Regions from separate parts of the Mus musculus genome. Here region 2 is linked to region 1. The links are chromatin loops, found by intact Hi-C in ENCODE. Cell type or tissue: left cerebral cortex. All regions are shown on one strand. Links, peaks and the distances in the headings refer to the core of each region. The heading gives the core; the rest is flanking DNA.

What was found. A loop is a pair of places that touch in the nucleus more often than their neighbours do. Peaks named below come from ENCODE experiments on the same cell type or tissue, not always from the same donor. Only the 100,000 strongest peaks of a DNase experiment are listed, where the experiment ranks them.
Region 2: it touches region 1 in a loop (5-fold over the local background); 11 of 42 quality-filtered maps call a loop at or near these places.

The regions. Positions count from the first base shown.
Region 1 is chr2:114,849,766-114,858,524 of GRCm38, forward strand. Gm13974 (predicted gene 13974) reads left to right here and starts at 4,131. Exons shown (of 5, transcript NR_166464.1): 1 at 4,131-4,399; 2 at 5,246-5,344. In left cerebral cortex, for the core only: a CTCF peak has its summit at 4,273 (motif pointing right); a DNase peak (open chromatin) is centred at 4,290; H3K4me3 peaks cover 441 bases.
Region 2 is chr2:115,852,579-115,861,337 of GRCm38, forward strand. It overlaps Meis2 (Meis homeobox 2), which reads right to left. Exons shown (of 12, transcript NM_001159568.1): 12 at 8,686-8,759. Among named protein-coding and RNA genes, the nearest start is that of Gm31590, 50 kb to the left of the region's middle. In left cerebral cortex, for the core only: a CTCF peak has its summit at 3,405 (motif pointing right); DNase peaks (open chromatin) are centred at 263, 1,475, 1,621, 2,551 and 9 more places; H3K4me3 peaks cover 2,751 bases; H3K27ac peaks cover 1,060 bases.

The DNA of each region.
Region 1 (8,759 bases), core at 375-8,374:
GGAAGGTGGCATGTGGGTGAAATGTGTGTGTGTGTGTGTGTGTGTGTGTGTGCTTACGGAAACATCTTTATTCTTTTATAGGAAATTTCTAAGATTCATTTAAATTTTCCTTTTTATTGGTTATTTTATTTATTTACATTTCAAATGTTATTTCCCCTTCCCAGTTTTCCCTCTACAAATCCCCATCTCCTTCCCCCCCTCCACATCTATGAAGATTCTCCCCATCCTACCAACCCATTCCCATGAGACTACCCTAGAATTCCCTACACTAGGTCATCAAGCCTCCACAGGTCCATGGATCTGGAGCAATGGGTCCCTCCATGTATACCCTTTGGTTGGTGGTTTAGTCCCTGGGAGATTTAGGGGTCTGGTTGGTTGATATTGTTGTTCTTCCTATGGGGTTGCTAACCCCCTCAGCTCCTTCAGTCCTTCCTCTAACTCCCCCAGCTGTGGTGGATGAAACGTTGAAAGGCAACATAAAGCCCATGTGGCTATCTGAAGGATGTTAAAGGAGCCACTGGATGACTTATATGGAGACCTATTTTACATCTTTAAGAGATGGCTAACCGTCATGAGGAGAACAGAGTTGAAGAAAGCTGGCTCCTAGGCTGGAAGCTGTAGCATGTGCTCCCAGGCAAGGGATGATTATGAGATGGTCTGGACAGTGACTAGAAAGGGGTGGACAGATTCAGGACAATATTTCTGATCTAACAGCACTTGTTGATTGATAAGGTGTGGGTGTAAAGGACCAGAGGAGGAAAATACACCTTCTATCTTTGGTCTTAGGCAATTACTGGAGCAAATACAGATACCTGAAGCAGAGTAAGTGGAGGGGGGGGGCAGGTGTGGAAAAAAAAAAGCTTCATTCCACACCCAGAGACATAGCATACTTCAGCCTCCACTGTGTACCCATCTTTTCCTAGTCGTGTCTTTAATGGATGGTGCTTTCCTTTTGACTAGAATGTCCTGTTTATGTCCTGGCATAAGTCCCTATCCTTGGGAACCCAGCTGATATGCCCCCTTTTCAGAGACATCTACTATTTACTTTTCTGTGTTCAATTATTTTCTATTAAACTTCTATTTTAATTATTTTATCTAAAGAATTAAAAAATATTTTTCTTTATTTTTTCTACTGCTATAAAAGATTCACAAGGGAAAAGAGAGATGCCTCCCTTTTATTCACCATTAAATCCAAACTATCTAATAGACAGAGGTATATTCTAAGATACAAATACTTTTTGAATAGTTACATCATGTAAACCATTCTGTCAATTTATTAATTACATGGAAGCATCCAGAAGCTTTGATTTCAGTAGATTACATTGTTTGATTTCAATTGCTTAGGCTTAAAACACATCAAAATAGTGTGTTTCCATTGCTTTATATGCTGGTATAAAGTTTTAATGAATAAATTATTGCTTTGCTCAAGAAACAGATAGCCCTTGAACCAATGTTTGAAGGCTCAGTGCCTTGCCCAGAGGGAACATGAATTGAACAGGGTGGGAATGTGGGGTGGGGGCAGGTATCTTGACTATTCCAAATCTTGGTTCCATAAGCTGTTAAACATATAAATACAGCCTTTGCTTTGAAGAGTTCCTGTAGCAACTGAATGGGATAATCCATATAAAGCCCCAAACACAATTCTTAGTAGACTGTAAGTACTTAATCAATATGACTATTATTAGTGTTATTGTTGTTGATATTCATTGCTAAGACAGAGCCTCTGTGAGAAGAACCAGAAACCTTATACACGAACACTTGTGCTGCTCTGCACTCTTGGTACCCATAAATAAAAATAATTATTGCAATATTACAAATATGCACTGGAAACAGTATTTCTGTCATTTGGCCAGATTTAATTAAAGGCCAGTTTTCTTACGCTTCATGCTTATAAAGGTTTTAATGGAATCGCCTTTTAGAAATTATAAAGAAAAGAAAATAGCTCACTTTTCCTCTGTGTGCAAGGAATAGTAAGCAATCATGGATACTAACTAGATAAAAGAAGCATTTCATAGCAGCCAGATACCTTTTCCTTTCCATATGAAAAGCACATCAGAATCCCATCTAGCAGGTTACTATTATGAATCATTTATTTTCCCCACTAAATGTATATGGTTTGGGTAATACGGCATCATCGTGAAGTCAAATGGAAATATGCTTATGGACCCAGCACTGTGCAAACAGATTTTTAATATGTAAAGGGTTCGTGTGGTTTTAAATAAGGCAATGCCACCCAGCATCATCACATGCTTCATGAGAAAAAGATGCTAAATTTCCTTGACCTACTTTCATCTTCGTGTTTAGGAAACAGTGCCTAAGAAGTAAACAAAGTATTTGTGCCTCACGTAGGAGATGATTATTGTTTGAATTTATGATTCATGCCTCGAGCAAAATTTTGTTTGTGGCCTCATTTGCAACCATAATTTACAACGTTACCAGGGACATGCAATGTATTTGGAAGGCAATATATCAGACTTGCTTTGTACTGGAGCAGTCTTCTGGCTCTGGGTATAGTATTTTCTGTGTTTCTCTTAGCTATAAAATTTCTAGGCATAACATTTATTGTAGTGAATATGGAAATTTTTTAAAAAAATCACATCCCCCTTAGGAATCTCTTATTGTATTTATATTCTTATTATGACTAAATTCAGCGAGTGTTTAAAGGGCTTGTTCATTCTGCAAATATCTGGCTGCAAATGTGGAGAGATTTAATCTTTGCAGATTTTCTTGAAAATAAAGATCTCATCCTGTTTTTTTTTTTCCTTTTCGTAACTCATCTAAGAAGCTAATAAACTATCCGTGAGTCAAATGCAATGTGTGTATATACTCTTAACACCCAGATTTCTTCCTATTGTAAATAATAAATAGGCTGCAATACTGTAACGTGTAAAATGTTCTTTTTGAGCTCTGAGTTCATGGAGAACATCTCAGAGTATTGGGAGTTCTGCTCTGCATCCTGATTCAGTTGTTTCAAGAAATACATATGAAAATTCAGGAGGTGTGTCATGCATACATAGATAAACAAATAAATCACTTCCGAATTGCAAAGATGCTCAATTTAATGTAATGTTCTTTGCTGCACTGCCTGATTTCTTTATATCTTTCTATTCTGTATGCCTTATTACAAGGCTCCTTTAAAAGAAGGGTGTGTTTCTTCCCACTGATCATTTAAAAGTTAATTTTGAATTCCACATCTGTGAAAACTTCCAGGCTACTTGACTTGCAAGTGCTTGTTGGAGAGATTCAAAGACCAATCAGAATCCGATGATACAATTGGTGATTGATAAGAATTATAATTTGGGTATCTGAATATACATGTTTTACGTATAGGAAAAAGAAATAAGGACTGTCAGCCCTGTCCTCTGAAATCATTAGTGAGAAAGCTGAAGACAGTTTTAAACTTTAGAGAAATGCTTCACAATGAACTTACAGCCTAGCATGCTGATATGCTGTTGAATGTGCTTAATCCATAAGAATTACATCAACTTAGAATTCGGCTCCTCCAGAAGACTATTTTTTTCCCTTTATCAGATTCTTTGCAATTTTTCCTGGCAGAAAGGTTAGGAAGGTTCGGTAGTTGGAAGAACAAAGCAATCGCTTTTATTGACAGGTACAGTAGGGAAGGCAGAGAAGGCTAACGCCATTAGTCACGATGCCTGGACTTCAAACAGAATTAAAACTCTGTTTAGTAAAATGCAGGCTCGAGAACCATTCCGCCACTATTACATCCTTTTTTTCCCCCTTCCCTCAGTAATTATTCATTCAGCTATTATAACTAACCACAGTAATTTTCTAAGAACAAAGCAAACAGGGCAACAATAGTTTCCAAAACGACGAAGTTTAAATGCCCAAGGTCAGAGTGTAACATTTTGATTTCCATAGTATTTCAAATGCTACAGGCCTTATGTAATAATTTTAATGCGAAAAATATGTAGGCCACGCTTCGCTGCTCTTTGCATATACTGCAAAGAGAGGGGGGACCCTTAAAAATTGCTTAGCTTTAATTGAGCAAAAGGATTCACGTGTGATCTGAACTTGTGGCTCGTAATTCCTCTAGACAGCTTTGGTTGCCATGTGATGATCCTAATTAAATTATGGAACAGCACTGCACTACCTAAGCGAAAGGGCCCATTCTTTGCTATCACCTGGTAACTTAACTGTTTGCAGGGTTCTGAGTTTGGGACTTGGCTGTGTTCTATTGTGAGCTTGTGTGCTTTTCATTGTTAGGGGTAGGAAAACAGTTGCTGGTGGAATCGGCCTTGAAAGTTTTAGCCTGTAGGTGGCAGCATTGTCAGGGTTTGGAAGCGTGAGCTCTGCGGACTTAGCTGCCTGCCTCTCTTCTCCAAGCAGGGCTCCCATCTCTTCAGGCTGGGCTAACATCATTACACACTCCTGTCAGGTAAAAGTAAAATGGGGAGAAATGTCAAAGCCAAAAAAATTAGACTTCATTCACTTTGGTCTGTGTTTCATTATATTTCTGATAATAGGGTACATTTGTAATTCTGAGCCGGGATTCCGCTGAAGGAGGTGCTGAGCAGTCAGGCGTTAACCCTTGGCAAACCCTTCTTCAACAGTCTGACTAACTTAGGAAAGGAAACTAGTCTTTGTGGGGAACGATTACGTTAATCACACCCAGTATGAACACTTGGGACCTTTATGGGGTTTTGAGATTTTGTAGCAAAAGCAGGTCTTGAGGTCGCCACAGCTTTCCGGTATCCTGATGAAGTTTGTCCTTCCCACTTTTTGTCCCTGTTTCTTTGTGCACAGTTACTTGTTAAGAGGAGATGGGGTGGGGGGGGGAACATTGAAAAAATGATGTATTTGGTTTAAACATGATACTTTACTACTTGACTTGTATATCTTTGTGTAATAATGATAGTTTAAGATTATGTTAATAGAATATGTAACGAATGCATATTTGTGTTACATATTCTATTAACATAATCTTAAACTTAAAAAAAGATTTTTTCTTTTTGTCTAGAGGAACATATGCTTCAAGACCCCCATGGATGCCTAAAACTATGGCTTGTACTGAGCTGCGTTGGCCCTGCAGCATTTCCTATGCATCCATACCTATTACATATATACCTATGAAAAGCTTAACTTACGAGTTAGCCATAGAACAAGACTAATGTCAGGAATCAATAAAATAGAGCAGTTGTAATAATGTAGGATAATAAAAGTTACATAAACTTTATGAATTATTCACTTCTAGAAATTTTCATCTATTATTTTCTGACTGCAGTTGACCACAGGTAACTGAAATGTGGGACACTGAAGACAGGAAGGAGGGTCTGCTGTATGCAGACATTGTGATGTTTCTCATAAGGCCCTCAGAGATCTTGTGAGTATCTTTTCTGACACTTCTCTTGGAAAGTTCTGCTTGGGAAACTTCTCCTGGTGACAAAGGAAACCATGCAGTGTGATTGTTTTAGGTCCTTGTACCAGGTTTTCCGTTCACTGAATCCTGGGGGGGGGGGGCGGGGGGGGGAGAATAATTGTTTCCGAGATGAAGATTGAGAAAATTGTTTAAGTATCATTGAAAGTATAAAACAAAATTGTTTTCTCAATAAATTTAATTAGCTATATACACTGCAGTTGTGAGAGCAAACGCTGAAGTTGGGACCAGCTCTTTAGATAGAACAGGACCTTTGTGGTCTCTGGAGGTAACACGCATAAAGCAAAAGAAATGATTTTCCGTCAACACTAAGTAGACAGGTGCTTACATCGAACAGCATTCTAATACGTCTCTGAATATTTATGTCTTCTTTTTCAAATGCATTGCCCATGAATGTCACAGCTGTCAAACGTCTGAACACAAGAAGATAAAAAATGAAATTAATAAAAGATAGATCAACATTTAGTTTGTTGGGGATATCCTCTCTACCAGCATTTTTCTTTTCCTTAAAAAAAAAAAGAACCAATATCTGGATGTTTTAAACTCAGCTGTGCTTTAAGGTTTTGGTACATCTGCATTTTCTAAAGGGCCAAGGGGGATACGAGTTGACTGGTTGTATTTGGGGCAAGCACCAGTTCCTGCCTCGGTATTTAAGCAGCAAAATAATCAATAGCATTAATGACCTAGGAAACCAGAGTCTGCTAACTTTCCAGCCATCTCTGCAGTCCCAGTGCGTGGTGTGTTTGGGTGCCACAAACAAGACTCTGACAAGTTGTCACTGCCCCTGACCTGATGCCCAAGTTTGTGAGGTGAGAGGCTCTTAAATCTTTCTTTTCTGTAACCCACAGTTTCAGGTCTTGCAGTTCCTGCCAAGACAAGCCATCATGTGACCTCAGAGTTATGAAGGAACTTGGCTTTTAGAGTAGAGATGACTAAATAGGATAGTGAAGAGGAAAGCAACGGAAAGGGACCTCTTATTTATGATAACCCATCCTCTCTATTTCTTGTGGTAGCCAAAAGGGCCATGTGTATAAGGGGCTTTGGGATGTGTATAAGGGGCCATGTGTATAGTCTCATATTTGAAAACCATATGAATCTCATTAGGTTTTTTTGTGCTACTGTTCACTGTGATGGTACACACAAATTATTTGCTGGGTACAACTGCTATAGCAGGAATTGGGGTAATGGTACCACACTGAGTTTTTAATTACTGTGTTTGTCACCTCTATATACTCTCAGTAATATATATTTATCTATCTATCTATCTATCTATCTATCTATCTATATATATATATATATATATATATATATATATCTCCTTTAATTCTGCCCTCTGTGAAGCAAGAAAATGGTTTTTAATTTTCATATGTGTTATTCCTTGAGTACATTTTTAGTAGTTTGGGGGAAATATGCACAAGCATTTCTACTTCGCGACACAGTACAGTGGCAATCTCAAATAAGAGATTTTATGTAATTACTGTGTGATTTTGGAAAATTCGCGATCACTTTAATTAAGATAGTAGCTTCCTGATTCATAAGATTGGTGGTGACAAAGTCAAATGTAAATTTTGAACATTATGTGCTGAGATGCAACACTTCTTGAAAGTGCATAAACCCACTAAAGCATTATTGATTTTTACATTACCAGGTTATGATATTACAAAATAGTCGATTGGAAATCTATAGATGAAGAGACATTAACAGAACAGGAATGGTTCACGATAGACTCCATGAACCAGTACTACCAGCATGTGTTAGTTGAGTTTGGATGTTATCATAGAAGAATAGTGTGATTGGCTATAAAGGCTCTACCAGGACTCTTCCACTTCTATGTAAACATCCAAGTGATGCTACATTTTCTGTTCATATAAACATAAACAATATATTAGAAGAAGCTGAATGTAGAGTAAGTAACTACCTTTATTATAAAGCTGGTCAAAATTATTCAAGAAATGCCACTCTTCTCACCATTTGAGGGGATTCTAACTAATTAAAATGTGTTATAGTTTTATTTGTGTAATTTAAATGAATCCATGGGTACTTATTTTAATCAACTCCTCAGTTTTAATTGCTCACATTGTGAATGGTGGAAGACACAACATACACATGACCAGATTTTGGTATCACTAGTGGGTTGATTTTGGTGTTTTAATGTAGTTCTAAGACTAACATATCTGAGAATATTCTTATGGAAAGAAGGATATTGGCAAATTTTTGGTTTGCTGTCTCTCCTTGAGACTTGGCTTAGCATAAATGAAAGCTGGGTTAGTATGGTTTACAGATTCTGGGCTATAGAACATGGTAAAGAAGCTGGAGCAGATGGAAGGTATATGTGAAGAAAGAACAAACACTCTATGTTCTCATTTACAGAAAACACATCAATGGTGTAATGAATATTAGTGAATGAGTTATTGAATGGATATCATTGTGGAATAAGAAAAGATTTATACTCATCCACTGATTTCAATAGTATCCATGGTTCTTTGCTTGCATAGAGTAAGTTTCTAAATTGTGTAAGACCTGAAAGTGATGAACACAAGTTTTTATAAAAAAGAGACTAAAGAAGGAAGGGGGAGTTTATTTGTTAAGAAAGCCATCATAGTGAGTATTGACATGGGCAAAGTTTGGACTGAAGGAGAAAGAGATATTTGCAGATGACTGGGGCTAGTCTAAGGTGCAAGGGTTGTGCATATAGCCAACAACATGAATGCAGATAATGACATAGAGACTTAGAGAGAAGAAGAAGACGCTGAATAGTGAACCTCTATGGTTATCTGAAGAGTTTTGATGACCTAGTTGGAAATCAGCATAGCGCCAGACCATAGCCAACATGGAGTAGCCTTGTGGACACAGTGAATAGAATCAGAGAGACATAATTAAGTCAGGGTATGTGTTCACAGTGGCAGAGAAAAACTGTGACCGCTTGTAACATGACCATATGTGGAAAGCGCAATGTGTTTCTGAGCTCGAGTTTTTCTTTTGTGGACAGACTTCACACCTGATGTGGTCTCTGATGATCAGTGAAATTCATAAGCAAGTCTATGAAGAACTGGAGTAATACTAATGTGGTGCTTTGAATGTGCTTGGCCCAGGGAGTGGGACTATTAGGAGGTATGGCCTTGTTGGGGGAAGTGTGTCACTGTGGTGATGGGCTTTGGGACTTCCATTGTCATTGCAATTGATATAAATCTCTTTACCTTAGCCTCAGGCAGACTCTTCAGACAGGGGTAAAATCAACCACATTCTTCACCAAAATACCACAAAACAGTCTCTAATCCACATACTGAAATTCTTCTCCACTGAAGCCTTTCTTATGAGGATAGCCCATTAAGCCCTACTTAAAGCACTTCACTGCTTTCCA
Region 2 (8,759 bases), core at 148-8,147, 1.0 Mb after region 1:
ATGAGTCTTTACCCTGAGGCTTTGCGGTTCACGGTGGGCACACCTGTCTGGGCGTGGCTCCGGGGACACAGGTAGCATAGGGATGCGGTGGGATCTGCTGAGGGGCCTGAGTAGAGCCAGGAACTTAGACAGTTGAGTGCCTGAGTCTGGATACAGACACAAGTGCACGTGTGTGCCGTGCACGCGCGCGCGCGCACCACCACTGCAGCGCCTGCTCTCTCCATCGAATGACACAGAACAGCTGCGACACTAGAGTAGCCAGTGAGCCTTTTGTCCACCCAAGCGCAGGCAGCCCGCCAGGCAGTCAGACGGGCGGTGGCGTGTGCCTCCGACCCTAAGGTCTTGTCCCTTTGGCAGACTGCTGGGCCTTCGGGGACTTACTTGGGTTTCCACTTTGGTTTGGCGACACACCCTGATGAGTGTCACTTGGAGTCTGGGCGCCACTTCTATCTAGCTTGGGGCGGAGGGAACAGGTGGGAAGAGTAGGCTGCCAGGAGGTCCCATCCCTTTCTCTCTCCCCAGACACCCCAGTTTTCCTGAATCTCTGGTGGAGAGAGGGCTTCAGTGCTAGGAGAGCGGGTCACTCGGTGAGAGAGGTTGAGATGTGGCATCTGTAACTGTACAGTTGATTTTTTTTTTTTAAAGCACGGTTCATTTTATATTTTTGTTGTTGGTACCTGTCTCTCTTTGTTCAGCATTTTGCCTTTTGAAATGTTAATTATTCAGGACCCCTCCGAAATGTTCACCCAATTCAAGTTTCTAAGGAAAACATAGAAAAAAAATATTTGCGTATGTGGAGACACTCTTTCTTGGGACTCTAGGGGCAAAGAGAGGCTGCATCTTTGTCAGACTGCCCAGTGATGGAAAGCTTAACCACCTTTTTCTGTAAAGTGTGGTTATTAGGGCATCAGGATTCAGATGCAGGCTTGGGTGCTGTTGAGAGAGGGATGGGGTGGAGGGTACCTACTTGAAAGTGCACAATATTGGTATCTAATTCTCTTTCTCACGAACTCAAATGGATACAAAAAGCTTGCAAAATTCAAGTGACACCAGTCGCCTGATAGCTGTGGACAAGGTAACTAACATCTTTTACATCTGCACAACTTTCAACCACAAAAACGCTGGACATTAAAAATAAAGTTCTTCTAAGCAAGAGGGAAAACTAAAGGCTGATATTAGTGTTTTCTTTTATCCCATGGAGGTATCAGTTGATCCCGTTTCTTTTGTCGGCCCAACTGAGCAAACTAGAAGGGAAGAGCAGTCTCTGACCAGCAACAAATCCAGGGTGTTAAAAGCAAGTTCCTTGGATGATTTTTCTTTGCCTTTAAAGCAAAACAAAACAAATTTTAAAATTTTATTTCCTCCTGGAGAGTTAATTTTGTTGCCAAAACATAGGCATGGGGCTGTTAACAAGCCATTTGAGAAGCTAAGTCTCGGTGATCTCTTTCTTGCAATCATAATCGGCAAGTGGCTTAAGATTGATGGTGAGGTATTTTCTGTCTCTTCTGGAGGACCTTCGTGTCAATTTATTTAGAACACTGACCAGACTGTCAATGCCTCCCAATTTTATTAAGCTGTTTGTAACCAAACACAGTGGGATTTCTACCCTTCCTCCCTCGTGAGTGTGAGAGTATAGTGCTGACTGCTTCTTGTTCTGAGTTCAGCTGCAGCGGGGTCCACTCCCTTGTGTTTGTTTTATTGTGTTTATATAGTTGCACGGACAGCTATGCATTCCCTGGGCACGCAAATACCTATGTACACATATATTTAAGGCGGTCCATGTGTTGTGCAGTAACTTCTCTTACACTTTACTGAGCTTAAAGGGGACCTTTCAAAAAAGTCAACCGCAGTGGCAGACTTCCTCAGAGAAGAATGTACTTTTAAAGTAATGCAATGAACTTCAAAACAGATTCCTTCTCGGCATAACAGCTTGCTTGCTGGTGCATATTTAAATCTATCTCAGTTATTACAATAGTCCCTAACAATATTTCAAGCTCAGCTGCACTTAGCCATCCCTATTCTGCCCAAAAGATCTGGGTTAACTCCCACCACTGCCTTTTCCTAGAAGCGCCCCTTTCTGTGGGGTCCCAGGGTGCCTGACCCAGACCTCCAACATCCACAAACGAGGGTGGGGATCTGAGATGTGAAAGTGGAATCTGCAGAAGAGCCAGGGTAGAGAATGGATTGCGCAATCCAAGAATTAGAAGCACTGGGGAGGAAAGACACACCTTTTCCAAATGCACCGTTCTTTCCTTCCCCAGAGCCTCGTTCCTCAGAATTGCTCTCAGAAAAACCCGCAATCTGATTCTTTAAAATAAAAACCAAAAACTCCCTGAGAAGCCAAAGTCGTTCCGCGTGGTAGATTGCCATGTCTGATGTGGGGGGTCCAACTGCGGCGGGGAGACCCTTCTGACACGGCTGCTTTGTCAGCGTCTTCTCCCAGAGGCAGAGGCGATGGAGATGGGTCGCGTTACCTGCTTGCTTGCGCCTTCTACCCTGTGCAGAAATCCCAGGAGAGAGTAATCTGGACGCTAGAAGTACGCCGCTGTGCACCAAACCCCAACTCTCTGAAACCAAACGGCGCACCTTGCGGTGCAGAGAGATGAAGTGCTTACACTCCGGAGGCGGCAGGATATTGGGGTGCGCTTCAGCCGCTCTGTCCGCGTTCAGCAAAAGCAAGAAAACAGGGTCAGGGAAGAAAAACACAGGCATGGAAAAGACCTGTTTGTGTATGGATACTGTGACAACTAAGACAGACAGACAGACAGACAGACACACACACACACACACACACACACACACACACACACACACACACACATTTTGAATGCTCTGGGATCCCAAAGATGTGTGCAAAAGGAATTACCTCAAATTGAGAACTGCTTAAATTCCAAAAGCGATTCCTGTAGACTTTTATAAACCTGTGAAATCCCCCCCCCCGGAGTTTGCTTTTACAAGTACAAGAAATATTATTTGGCATTTCTTGTTGCCCCTCATCAGATATCTATTTTTTAATAGCAATAATAATAAAAAGCCTTCAGGGTTGTCCATTAAAATATATCTTTGGAAGTTAAATCTGCAAGGGGGGAAAAAGCAAACTTGATCAAACCCCTACAGAATAAGGAGATTAGAAAACGAATCCTTTTGCTTAGGCATTTGGTCGTTTATTCCCCGAGGCCAAGTGAAAGGTGTGAGTACTTTCCTGTTTTATTATTATTTTTAAAATTTATTCATTTAAATGTTCAGCCATGACAAGCTATTCCCTCGCTGCAGCGGACGAGGGTGAGAGTAGTGGAAAGGGTAGGTGGAGAAGGGTGGGGGGCGCAGAAAAACACCGTTGGCTTCGCGGGGGGCTGTCCCGCCGCGGTCTGCCCTGAAGGCCAGCAGGGGGCGCTCTGATGTTATCTGTGGACCAGCCCGCGGAGCCGCTCAGAGCTCGGTGACACAGGCTTGGCGGTTTCACGCAGCTGCAAGAGGAAGGGGAGGAGGATCGTACCTCCTAAACCCTCAACAACGATTCCACTCGGCTTATTTACCTTCGGCTGGAAATGTATCTACGTTTCACTTCAACTAGTTTAGTGCTGCAGCTCCGACCTCTTTTCATCTGTGTCTTTACAGAGCACATATAATCACACCCTCTTGAAATATATATTAATGCAACTTATTAGAAACGACGATGAATAGTCAACATTTTTTTCGCCTGTTAGTTCCGCTGATCCAAGCAGGATTTATTTGCAGGTCTCACATCCCGAAGTCATAATGCGCCCCCATCCCACCCCCCACCCCCCTTAAATAAAATTGGTCAAATGTTGACAACCTGTAAGACAACCTACCACTCAAGATTAGTGATGGGAAACTAATGAGAAAATATCAGATCGCCCGGCCCGAGGGCTGCCAATTAAATCTTCGCTGATTGAAAAATAAAAGCGGACTTGGGGTGTGAGCCCAGCTCAACTTGAACTATTAATTTAACATGTTGCCGGTCCGTGCCTTCCCTCACTCCACTAGCGCCTCCCCCCTCCCCCCACCCCATCCCTCAACCTAAAAGCCAAATGTTATTTCTCGAAATATTTCAAGAGGTCCAAATCAGAATGATCATTTCTTACACGGTAAATATTAGCCCTTTAAGCAATATGATTTAACTAATTAGAAAATTTACATCATTAAGTCTCAGGGAGAGAAAAAAGAGAAACAGATCTGCCAATCATTTTAAAGGAGACAGGCACTATTGAAGTGTGAAGAAATCGGCTCTAATTCAAAAAGGCAATCGGGCAGAAAAAGCCCTCAACATTACCCTGCTAGTTATTAATCAGAAAGGGCCCTCTCTTCTCCCTGCGCCCCTCCCCTCTGGGCACTGAGTTTAAGTTCTTTTTTCTTTTTCTTTCTTTCTTTTTTCTTTTCTTTTTTCTTTTTCTTTTTTTTTTCTTTTTTTTTTTTTTGCCAGTGGCCCATGTCATATTTATATTGAGGTTTTGTCTGCTAAGGATTAAAATTTGAAAATGTTTCAATATGAAGAAAACAAAATCCTCAAAAGGAAAAAAAATTCTTCGTGTACTGGTAAATTTGTTGTAATGCACAATTCTCACACTCCTCCTTATTTTTATTCTTTCTTCCCATTAAGTTCTATTTTGAAACCTGCTCGGTGAGAACTAGATAGTCTTTGTGTTCTGCTCCCCTCCCCCTCCTTGTACCTCCTCCTTCCTACAAAGCAGAAACCTAGACTGAAAGCAGAAAAGTACAAATACATTAACAAAGCCTGACTCCCTTGATAAAAAAGGCCACGGTCTAGGCTTACAGTCAGGAGTCTACAGAAATGGGAATCTGTCCGGTGGGTCTGCAGACAATAGGACACATTGAGTATCCCCCACCTATATATAGGAGTCCATACAGTGTGTAGTTAGAGAAGAAAAGAAGACAGGTAGGTGAGAATAATTTTAAAGTGCACTGTGTGTGAGTGTGTGAGTGTGTGTGTGTGTGTGTGTGTGTGGCTTTTGTCTACCTCACTTCTTTTCTATTCAGCTTAAAACAGCAGCCTCATTATATGTAGGTGCCCCTTCCCATCATACTTACTTAAGCCCTCCGTTCACCACACACATAGCCCTTTGCCCAGTCTTCTCATTCCCAGCAAATTAACTGAGAGTGAATTGCAAAGGGAGCTTTCTGAGTGGATCCTCTGAGACGTTCAGGCCCTTCCCGGCACCTCTGAGGACGCACTTTTAAACTGTCTTTGGGTTAAAAAAAAAATGTAATTCTCGGGCATCCGATTCCCTTTTGTTACCTCTTTTTTTAAATTATAAAGAAGTCAGGAAGACTCACTGTCTGCCACTCCCTGCTCTCTGATTACAGCTCATCACAGCTCAATTTTCCTCTCTCTGCTTTTTAGAAAGTTTCTCTACCATGCTCTTCATCCCAGTCACTGGGCCTCGGGACTCTCATCTTTGGACTTCTTTGGGCACCTGATCACTAGACTTCAAGTTTGCAGGAGAGAGCAGTAGCAGAACTGGGTTATTAACACAACACATTTAATTCTCTCCAAGAACTTTTACCGGGAAGAGAACTTTTACTAGGAAGAGCCAGTGGAAGGAGAAACCATCTGTAAGCAGTGTGCCCCTGAGGGTGGCTAGCGAATTGGGACACAGAGGCTGGGGACATGTCAAATATGGCAGATTTTGTGAAAGGGTCTTTCTGAGGTACACTTTAAGGAAAAGGGGTTGGGGCACTGGGAAGAGTCTAGAATCTTTCCGAAATGCACCTCTTTTTCTGGTTGTCCCAGAGCAGATGGGAGTCTCTTGTGCTTGCCTCTGAGAAAGATTAAATGAACACTTCTGTCATTTGAGGGAGGTGGGACACAGAGAGGTGGAAATACTCCAGACAATGGCCTCTGGCCATGGAGGGCTCCCTCCCAGTGCCCGATCCCCTGCGGAACTCTGCTTACCTTTGTAGCTGGTATTTCATCAGAAACCAGTGGAAGGTTCCTGGCTAGACGAAAAAGACCCGGAGAATCAACGTCTCTTGGATCTACTCCGAGGCTAAGAAACATTACAATAAAATTTACAGCGCCTTTAACAACTCGCAAGTAAAGCATTAAAATTCTCTTTAATTGAGAAGATATTGATTTTCAAGTCTAGAAAAAGCGAAATCGTAATTTAGTGGCAAACTTTTAGGCGAGAATATAGCGAGTTATGTCGCCATATAATGGATCCACTCTTAATCCACACACAACGTCACATCTTTAATTGCCCTACTTTGTGAAGTGATAAAGACAAAAAGGTAACCCGATCAAGGCAAATGCTTTATTTAAAAAAGATCTAGAGAAAGGATCTAGAATAATTTTATTTTCCGTTTATGTATAAAAAGAATTGTCTATCTTCTTTTTTTTTTTTTTTTTTGAAGTAGGGGAGAAAGGTCCAATGGGGAGAAAAGAAATAAAAAGAACGGAAAACCACAGACCAGTCTAAAAGCCACTCACGGTAGCAAATCCGTTGATATTCTTTACCGAAGGAGGAACGAAGCCAACGCATTTAGAGCAAATGCATTCACAGGCAAAATTGCATCCTCTGTGAACGAAACAAACCTAGGTCTATTTTGTTACTTTATTCCCGGGTCTTGGGGAGGGGGCGGGGTGTACAGAATCCATTGGTGGATAGAGGAGGGGAAGAAAATCAGACTTTCTGTTATTTCTGTATCGGTTTTTGGTATTATAGAGGAGTGAAGAAGTTTTTGTGTGGTGGTTTTTCATTGATCAGTCACTCTGAGCTAATGTAATTATCCTCATCAATAGGACGCTGCAGAGAGAATCATTATGTGGGTGACATTGATAAATGACCGCCCAGGAACGGCCCTCTCTCGGGCAACCCCCACATCTGACCCTCCCACACACACAATGTAGTCATAGAAACACCTACAAGGACCTAGAGCGCCGCCCAGCCAGAGGCCGGAGAGGGAAGAAAAGCCTCGGGCGGCGAGGTGGGGGCAGGAGAGGGGGCTTGTCCAGATCCCAAACTGTTGCAAGACAAAACCAGCCAGCCCCATGCGGGACAGGCGGAGTGGCGGGAGGGGGGACTATCCCCACGGGGCCCCCCAGCTGCCCAAGCAGAGTTGCCTACAACAAAGTGCAAATCTGCCCTGCAGACCGGTCAGTCCATTCCTCCTCCACACCTTTCTCCCACGTGCGAACTCACTCCAGGCTACCAAGAGATGCTTGGCCAGGCACACCCTGAAGGAGGATTGGCAAAGGAGTTTAAGGGTCAGGCCATCAACTTGCAGACGGCGAATTCTCACGCGCAGCCCCCCTCCCCTGCGTTCAAAACACCTCAAACACACAACAAACAAAACCAAATACCACAAAGGCAGAGACTGGGCGACACCTCCCCTCTGGCGCTCCTGTGTTATTTCCTGAGTGACCCCTTCTTTTCTCTTCACCTCCTAACCCAGAGCCTCTGATTATGAGATAATGGATTTTGTGATTGTTCCTGTCAGGGGGAAAAAAATTCCCCCACCGAACCCCGCGTTTTTATCTTTCCACTGTTTTATTTAAGCCAATGGGAAAGTATTGAGAACGGTAATTGATTCATAATGATCCATAAATCGGTGTCGGAAAGTGGGGGTAGGGCGGTGGTGCGAAGAGAAGGGGGCGATGCTGTTTATTTATTTTATTTCTAAAGCCTCAGCTAAAGTAGCTTTGACACTGTTGGGGCTGGAGGGGAGGGGCCGCTGGGCTCTGCCGGATCATCCATCATTCCTGTCACCCAGAGTCTGCCCGGAGGAGCAGTAGACGCAATCTCCCTTCTGTCTCTACAGCGAAACTATTAATATTAAAACCTCCCTTCAAACACTGCCCCGACGGTCCCCATTCTCATCACGATTTGACCGCAGAGTCCAGCGCTGCACCTTTCTCCAGCCCCGCTGGGACTGCGGGGGGGCTCCCCACGCGCACGACGCCCGAAGTTGATCACTGAAAAAAAAAAAAACAAAAACAAAAACAAAAAAACCACCACGGTTGCTTGTCCCCCTCCATCCGTTTGCAGCAGGTTCGTCCATACAACAAACACACTCGCGACGGGGAGGCCGTCTGCACGCACGACCACAGGCATGATCCTCCTTGTTCTTGGCTTGTGCCACAACTCCCCTGTCCCTGGACCACAGGGTGACCGCTTAGTTCGGGCCACTCGGCCATTTAAACAGCTCGAAAGAGGACCTTCTGGCAAAGTGGAGACTTGTAGCAGAGGTCCAGGTTCCTTATCAAATTGCTGGCCTGCAAGACTAATGGAGAATTTGCGGAGGATCCCTTTGAAGGAAGGACCCTCCTTTTGACAGCTGCTAGAGATATTAGCCACATTTCCCTTCCCGGATCTGCTCCGGGTTAACAGGCCCGCGGGAGTGGGAGGGCCAGCCGGCGAGGAGGACCTTGATGGGCTGGACAGACCCATCTAGGGAGCTGGTGTGGGGGTTCGGGTGCTGACCCGAGGTTAGCGGGGGAGAGGGAGAACAGCGTGGAAGACACAGCCTCTTCTGGACTTTTCTTTCTCTTTTAAATGTGGCTTCTTGCTCAATTCCCAACCCTTAACAGATGGCGACTGCAGCTCTCTCTCGGAATTTCTTGAAGAAAGGGAAACCTTTGGAGTTTATTTCTGCTTTTGCTTTTCCATATAAATAAAAAAGTGTTTTTATATTACTCTTGTTTTGGAGAACATAAGCAATTTTATTCAGACTACAGTATTTCCTTTAACACTATATGGTTGTCAAAACACCATTCCCAG